Linked DNA regions of Homo sapiens: regions 2 and 3 are each linked to region 1. Evidence: chromatin loops called from intact Hi-C (ENCODE). Cell type or tissue: CD14-positive monocyte. All regions are shown on one strand.

Region 1 (2,500 bases):
TTAAGTACTTAAAACACCAAGAGTTTGTGTCTATCTTTAGATACAGAAGGAAAGTAAAGCTAGAGGATGCAAGCTACGTCTCAGCCAGTTTGAGGAAAGAGAGGACCTGGTGACACAGTGAGTAAACGAGAGGAGAGACACACAAGCTAATAACCCCCAAGCCTTGCGGTGGTGAATCAAGAACATTGTTTTCTGGGGAAGAATTTTCATGATCTTCCCTATGGAATTTTTCATAATTCATTTCAACTCTATTTCCCATCATACCCTCTTTTTTTTTTTTTTCCGAGACAGAGTCTCACACACAGTGGCGCAATCTTGGCTCATTGTAAGCTCTGCCTCCTGGATTCACACCATTCTCCTGCCTCAGCCTCCCGAGTAGCTGGGACTACAGGCACCTGCCAACATGCCCAGCTAATTTTTTGTATTTTTCGTAGAGATGGGGTTTCACCATGTTAGCCTGGATGGTCTCGATCTCCTGACCTCATGATCCGCCCGCCTTGGCCTCCCAAAGTGCTAGGATTACAGGCATGAGCCACCGTGCCCGGCCTCCCATCTTACTCTTATTGGTGTTAAGTGCTTGGTGCTATGGGAAGTCAAGTCATTGACTGGGGCTAGTTAGAAGAGGGAAGAAGGGAAAATAAAGATATATGAGCATTGTATATTTACACATTGGGTATCATTACTGAAAAATTGCACAAACTCCAAGTTGCAACCGGCCAAATATTGCTCAAAGAGTAGGGAGTACTAAAATTTGAGGGCTGGTACTATAACTTGTTTTGCATTCTATTTGCAAAGCTAAACACCCTGCCTGGCACATAGTAGGTACTCAGTAAATAGTACAAATGAATAAATGAATGAATGGAATGGAATTGTCATGGGATTTGCAGTCATAAGATGTGGATACTAGCCTTGATGCACCCACTAACTAGATGTGTGACAAGCCACTTTACGTCTTCAGGACTGGCTTTTATTTTCTTTAAGAGAATTGAACCAAATATAGATATGGTACTTGAACATTCTACAATTTCCAGTGTGAATATACTTAGTTAAGACAAAGCTATTTGCACTCACTACTATGTACTGTAGACAAGATGGTGTGATATGTGCCAACATATAGTATGTCTAGGAGTTCAAGGAAGTCTAATTTGGGAAAAGTTTGTTCTGTCCTAAAAGAAACTGAGACCTAAATTTATCTAAGTGTCATCCTGTGATCAGCAATGCATTCAGCGGCACTTGCATAACCATTGCCTCCGGCAGGACTGCACCAAAATAGCAGAAGGAAAAGAAGGAAGAGGCAATGTCACACTTCTGCTAAGAAGAGAGTTATGGCAAGTACAAGTTGCTGAGAAAGAAGCAAACTGCTCATTTGGATGAAGGAAATTAATTCTTTGAAGCCATCAAAGATTCCTGCAGCTTTGAGAATAGTTTGGTAAGTGGATCTCAATCCCCAGAAAACTCTTTGGTAAAAGAACAAGTGCCCATCTTTTAGATCATGTGCTTAGCTTCAGGGCAGATATGTCCTGAAGGTCTTGTGTAAACAAAACACAAGTGAAATAATATTCAATTCAAAATGAGACAATAGTTACAGTGAAATAGAGAAATACAAAGTTGGTTTTTTTACTTATTATTATTTACTGACATCAAGTTGGTTTCATTAATATTTACTTAATATCTATCAGAAACAAATATTATTTTAAGTAAACAGTTTCTCTTAAGTTTTAGGCAAATTGCTCTATGATTTCACTAACTGAATACCATCCATCTTTAAGATGCTAAAACTATGTTACTTCTATCCATACAACTTTCAGTATTAAATATCCTTTATTGAAAATAATAAGCAAAAATCTTTAATACATGCACAAACACTGACTTGTTACAGTTTCTTTTACTCAGTTTATCCATTTCTTCTGGGCAGATTCTTTTGGTTTCTTGACAATACTGTGCACTGGTGAATCTAACTCTGCTGGAAGTGCTTAAGTGGTTTCAAATATGTTGGGACCAGACACATAACTTAATTGCCATCCTAATTTCCAAGGATCTTGCTTTCAAGGATACCTGGGATTTTTGCTCACTTCTGTGGAATGTGCCCTCACAATGACCTGTGATAAATAGTGCACGATTTTTAAAAAATGATCTAAAATGTGGGGTGTTTTTATAACTATTTCTCATTTCTTGGCTCAGGAAATATTATTCTTGCCTCCTATGGTCATCCTGTTATTCATCAGCAGATGCTACTGATCCAACAGCTTCCCAGCTAAGATGGAAGGATGAGTAAGTGGTTGGAGAAGCCATATTTTTGTCTTTTCTACACAAATTCACAGGGAGGAGTGTTTGCTTTCTCTTCCTCCCTTCAGGTGTGGGCTTCAATGTTTTGGGGCTGTCTCTGGAGAAGCCTGGGAAGTTAAAATGCCTTAAAAGCAAGATGTCCAAAAGCCATAGGGGATACATATTATCAACTGCAGGATGAAAAATGCTTTTGCAAACCTGCAGCAGTTAAGGA
Region 2 (2,500 bases), 49 kb before region 1:
TAAAATCCTACTCATTAGTCCAATTCTAGGTTTCAGATAAACACTCCAGTGCACACAATGATTTCCTTTTCAGAATGTGTCCTGCAGCTGTTGTAAACATCTCTCACTTTAGCATTCATTTACTCTCTAATTAGCTCATATTTTATAATTTTGTCTCCAGAGCTAGACTGGCCAACAGGTGGGCATTTTTTTTTTCTCTCTGGCACTCAGCTCAAGACCAGAGTTTTAATAAACACTTCCTGATACCTGAATAACGCAGAATTACACTTCTTGTGAAGCCAACCACAGTAAACCTTTGAGTAAAATCTGATGATAGAAATATAAATGATGTATAAACAATATAACAATTGTGATCATTACATAGTTGCATGCCACACCTTAAGAAAGGTTACACGGTAAAATTAAGAGGGAACATTTTCTGCCTCTTGGCCTCCTCTTTCAATGGACCAAGTAGTAGGACTGCAGTTCCCACCTCACCACAGTCTGGGCTGCAGACTGCCCTGTCTAGCCTGTGTCTGTTCAGTGATGCTGAGTGGGAGTAGAGGGTAGGAACTGAAACACTCTGTGGAGGTCACCAGCAGTGCCCATGGTCTTTAAACTTCAGTTCAGAGGAAGAAGGGCAGCAGGAGGATTTCCGTTGCTTTTAGAATGTAGTTTTTCTGCAGAGATGCTGCAATCATGCTCAAAGCTCTTGCCCAGCTAGGAAATGCTGAGCTTCTAGTCAGCTGCAAAGCAACACACTTCTTTTAATACTAATACACAAACTGACTTGAAATACTATTTTATATAAGTTTTTAAAACATATTTCATAGGGATGGGGATCTCGGTCTGTTGACTAGGCTGGGCTTGAGCTTCTGGACCCAAGTAATCCTCCTGTCCTGGCCTCCCAAAATGCTGGGACCACAGGTGTGAGCCACCATGCCTGGCCTAAATAAGTCTCACCATATGAATAAGCAAAGACTTACAGTTAATGTGCTGTGTTCAAGTTCCTGCATTAGGACAGTAGTGTGAAATTTATTTTCTTTAAAGGTCTAACAGAATTTTATCTGCAAAGAGTCTTATAAAGTGCCAGCTGTAAGCTGAAATATTTCCTTTTAGTTAGGCAGTCCTCTTCACAAATAATCTATCCCTATGTATCATCTGTCTATCTATCCATCCATCCATCCAGTCTGTTTCAGCCCAATATTAGCCATAATATGATCATAACTTTACCCAGGTCCATTCTTCAAAAAAGGGAAAAAGAGAAAAAAAAATCAGAGAAACGAGAACAAACCATAGTAGCAAGTAAATGGAAACTGTAGTGAAAGCATCCGTAATTCTGGAGGTGATAGTGCCGACTCCCTTTGTCCTTGTAAATGGGATGAGAACCCAGGGTGGCCTGCTTTACCTTGTTGGAGAGACTAAATTTGCTGCCTCTTGGTGACCCCTCCTGGCTACTACTCAGGGGAATTCTACATAGTACTTGTACTTTCTGAATCACATTCCCATAGTATCAGCCAGGATCCTGTATTTGAGAGAATGAGGAACTGGTGAAGTATTAGCATGTGTCTACACTTATTTCCTGTTAAACCGAAGTTTCTAAGCAGGGGGCCAGAGTGGGAAGTGAGGAAATACATGATACGGAGGAAAGCAAATATTTCTCCAGCTGAAAAAGTCAGGCGTTGTGGCTAAATTTACTCCATTGTCCTCAACAGAAGAAAGATTGTCAAATACGTTTCCAAATTCCTTGGCCTGGTATGCAAGACCATTTAAGAGTCAGATGCAACCTGACTTTTCTGCCTTCTCTCTTTTTTTCTCTCACACCAACTTTCTCCTACAACCAAACAAGCTTTGGTTGGCAGACCAAAGCTTGTTTGCTGAAACCTTTATGTCCTTCTTCAGACATTCCCACTCCTCTTCTGTGCCCGGCTGGTGGCATCCTATTTGGCATTTTTTGAAATCTTTCCAGATGGCCCTTATGTCCAGGGTGGGTTGAGAATCACTGACCTATCCGATGCTCACACCAAATCTGACTTCATCCCTGATGCCTGCCCACGCTACTCTGGGATGCCAGGTGTGTCTCTCTCCACCAAGCCCACTGTAGTTACATCAGTCCTTTGGCAAGTAAACATGAACTGCCTTATGTCATTTCATATTATCATCTTCTTTTATTCCTATTTAACACTTAGCCTATTCTTTCCCTTCCTTAAATGTCTGTGTGTCTTAATTCCCCAATTAGAGGCAGAAATTGTGAGAATTGAGTCCCACTGTGCCTTCCATTTAGTTAGGGGTCAATAAATATTTTTGATTGCCTGAAAGGGGCCAGAGGCACTAAAGCAAAGCCAAACCATTATTTTATCCATGACAGCCACAGATGAACTTTGTGGGAAAGTTGTGTGCCCTGTGGTACCATGGGGCAGGGCTCTCAGGGTCTGAGGCCTTGTGCCAGGTTAAATATATGCCAGCATCTGGAACATTTCAGTACATTTTCTCAATCAGTCTTAGCACAGATGAGCCAAGT
Region 3 (2,500 bases), 92 kb after region 1:
CACACACACACACACACACACACCCACATATCCCTGTACATATACCAACACATTACAGTAGGTATCCTTGCTGGTGGTAGAATGAAAGAATCAAAAGGTGAAACAATGGAAGAAATAATGAGATAAAGCAGGAAAATAGTCTTCTAGCAAGACAGCATAGGAGTACAATTAAATCAATTTCTGTTTGGATTTGAGTTCCAAAAGAAAAAAAAGGAAATTAAAAAGAGGATGCTGGGTAAATTTATAAATTTCTAGGAGAAATAGAGAACCATGTGCTTGGTGGCTGTGTGACCTGGAAAAATACTCACAGTCTTGTCACAGACTGGTTCAGTGAGGAAGCTGCAGTAACTTCCTCTGAGCACTGGACACTTTAGCTTGCAGTGCCAATCCCGCTGGCACTGACTGTTGGATGCTGCCACCCAGACCTCTGCACTGTTGGCCCAAGAACTTTGTCTTCCTGCTTCAGAGAGAATCCTTTTCAGTTACTTACTACCTCCCAGTTCAGAGTCAGGGATGAGAGTTACCAGTTTAATGGTGCCCATGTCATGTGTCCATAAAAGAAATGGCAGATATCCACCATGGACCCCAAAACATTGAAGTCAAGTTTTCAAAAACAAGTAGACATTCAAACATGAAATGGATGCTGATTGAGTATTAGAATTAGAACAAGAAAAGGAGATGTCTTTTACTACCCTCTTTGCAGATGAAGTTAATGTGAATGATGATGAACAGACTTTCCTCAGAAGACTGTTTCTTCTTGTGATTTCCAGAGGGATATATTGATGTGGGGGATAAATATGAAATGAAGAGTGGGCTTGTGAACCTGTGCCATCACCAAACTTTGTTAAACACCATAATCGTTTGTGATTTAGTCTTAGGGATAAACAAAGTCATATTAAGGCATGCTTAGCTCCCTTCATAATATATCATGAAATAAGCATTTTAAAATTAAGTATAAACTGGCATTTCAATTTTGTCATACCAGCTACTGTGCCCATGTGTCCTGCAATGTATATAAATTATGTAATTTAGGAGTATGGGACCCCAATATAAAGAGATAAATGAAAGGGTACACTAGGAACATGGACAGGCAGGAAAGATGGTGAAAGAAACAAGTGTCGTGCAAGGATTTACCTAGAGAAAAGAAGGTGAAGGAGAAGAATAGTATTGGAAAAGGATAGTTTTAAAGTCTAATTGGAATTATCCAGTAGCTTATTGGACTTACATCTCACATTTTCTACCTTCTATTATTTTATAGCCACTATATAATTTTTATTCTCTCTGTAAAGGAGGCCTAGAAAAGAGAAAGATGTGACTCTCAAAATAATAAAATGTTTGCTATCGCTATAAAACTTTTTAATGGAATAGGAGATTTGATTTAAACATGATTTAAAATGGCTAGCAGCTTTTATTAAAATAAATTGTAAATTGTCCTAGTTCCTCATTGTCTTTTCCTCTTTTGTTCTTATGACATATTTAACTACTATTATTCTTCATAGAATGAGTCATAGATGAGTCATCTTCATTGAAATGAGAGTGTTCTGTGTCTTGGCATCTGTGTGTGTCTGTGTGTGTGCACATGCGCATGTGTGAAAACAAGTGTGTGTGTAAATCAGCCAGGGTCTTGGCAAAAACCAGAGTTCATTCATAGAACTCAAATGAAGAGACTTCAATAGTATAAGGGGAAGCAGGCTTAAGAGGACAAACAAGGCACAATTTGTCACTTAGACTAGTAACAATGAGAAGCAATTGTTTCTTTGGGAACAGAGGAGGACATAGAGTGACCAGATCCCAGTGGGAGTTGTGATTGGAAGGGACACAGCTGCCACCAGAGATAATAGTGCCAAGCAGAGAGAGGTCAGGAAAGAAATGTCCCAACATTTTTCTTCTTCTGCCTTCCAATCCCCTGCTGGCCCATCTGCTTGTCAAATCCAACTGGAAGTCAGCCATTAGGGAGTTCTCAAAGTGCAATTCATTAAGAGCAGCCTACTTAATACAGAGAGGGGAAGAAAAGAGTGGAGAATGGATCTAAGTGAGGAAATAGATAGAGACTGGCACATTCCATTGCTTTGTCCACAAAGCATCTATTCTTGCCCATTATTTAGAAGATGAAGATGTTGTCATTCCTAACACCAAGGAGACACAAAATCCCTACCAGATAGTGATGGAATGATGTCAGTCACACATTAACTTCAACTGGAACTTAAATTGTAGCATTCTCCCCCATCACACAAACCTCTCACACAAAGTATCAGGGAGAGGGGAGAAAAATAATCAATCAACACAAAATATGCATAATGACTACAGTTTCTAGAACTGTATCCTGTTATTAGACCAAGGCTTATCATCATATTTTTTTCTTCCATCATCCATTCAACATTTCCCTTATACTCTGCTTATATATTCCACTTAGGCAGAGGTCTTTATCAGGTAGGCAACAGATTTCATTTCTGAAAAATCTGTTATCATAGTCCTGTCTCTATTGAGTTGCTGCAATTTC

The links. A loop is a pair of places that touch in the nucleus more often than their neighbours do. Peaks named below come from ENCODE experiments on the same cell type or tissue, not always from the same donor. Only the 100,000 strongest peaks of a DNase experiment are listed, where the experiment ranks them.
Region 2: a loop joins it to region 1, with 2.1 times the contacts of the local background. A loop is called at or near these places in 7 of 110 quality-filtered maps.
Region 3: a loop joins it to region 1, with 2.0 times the contacts of the local background. A loop is called at or near these places in 2 of 110 quality-filtered maps.

The regions. Positions count from the first base shown.
Region 1 is chr12:29,157,304-29,159,803 of GRCh38, reverse strand. All of the region lies in intron 1 of FAR2 (fatty acyl-CoA reductase 2), which reads right to left. Among named protein-coding and RNA genes, the nearest start is that of FAR2, 9.3 kb to the right of the region's middle. In CD14-positive monocyte, no CTCF peak of the experiment used is centred here; DNase peaks (open chromatin) are centred at 3 and 1,243; H3K4me3 peaks cover 2,500 bases; H3K27ac peaks cover 2,500 bases.
Region 2 is chr12:29,206,348-29,208,847 of GRCh38, reverse strand. The region is part of intron 1 of FAR2 (fatty acyl-CoA reductase 2); the gene reads right to left. Among named protein-coding and RNA genes, the nearest start is that of FAR2, 58 kb to the right of the region's middle. In CD14-positive monocyte, no CTCF peak of the experiment used is centred here; DNase peaks (open chromatin) are centred at 587 and 1,507; H3K4me3 peaks cover 1,943 bases; H3K27ac peaks cover 2,500 bases.
Region 3 is chr12:29,065,470-29,067,969 of GRCh38, reverse strand. No RefSeq gene overlaps it. Among named protein-coding and RNA genes, the nearest start is that of FAR2, 83 kb to the left of the region's middle. In CD14-positive monocyte, no CTCF peak of the experiment used is centred here; DNase peaks (open chromatin) are centred at 339 and 1,559; H3K4me3 peaks cover 751 bases; H3K27ac peaks cover 2,500 bases.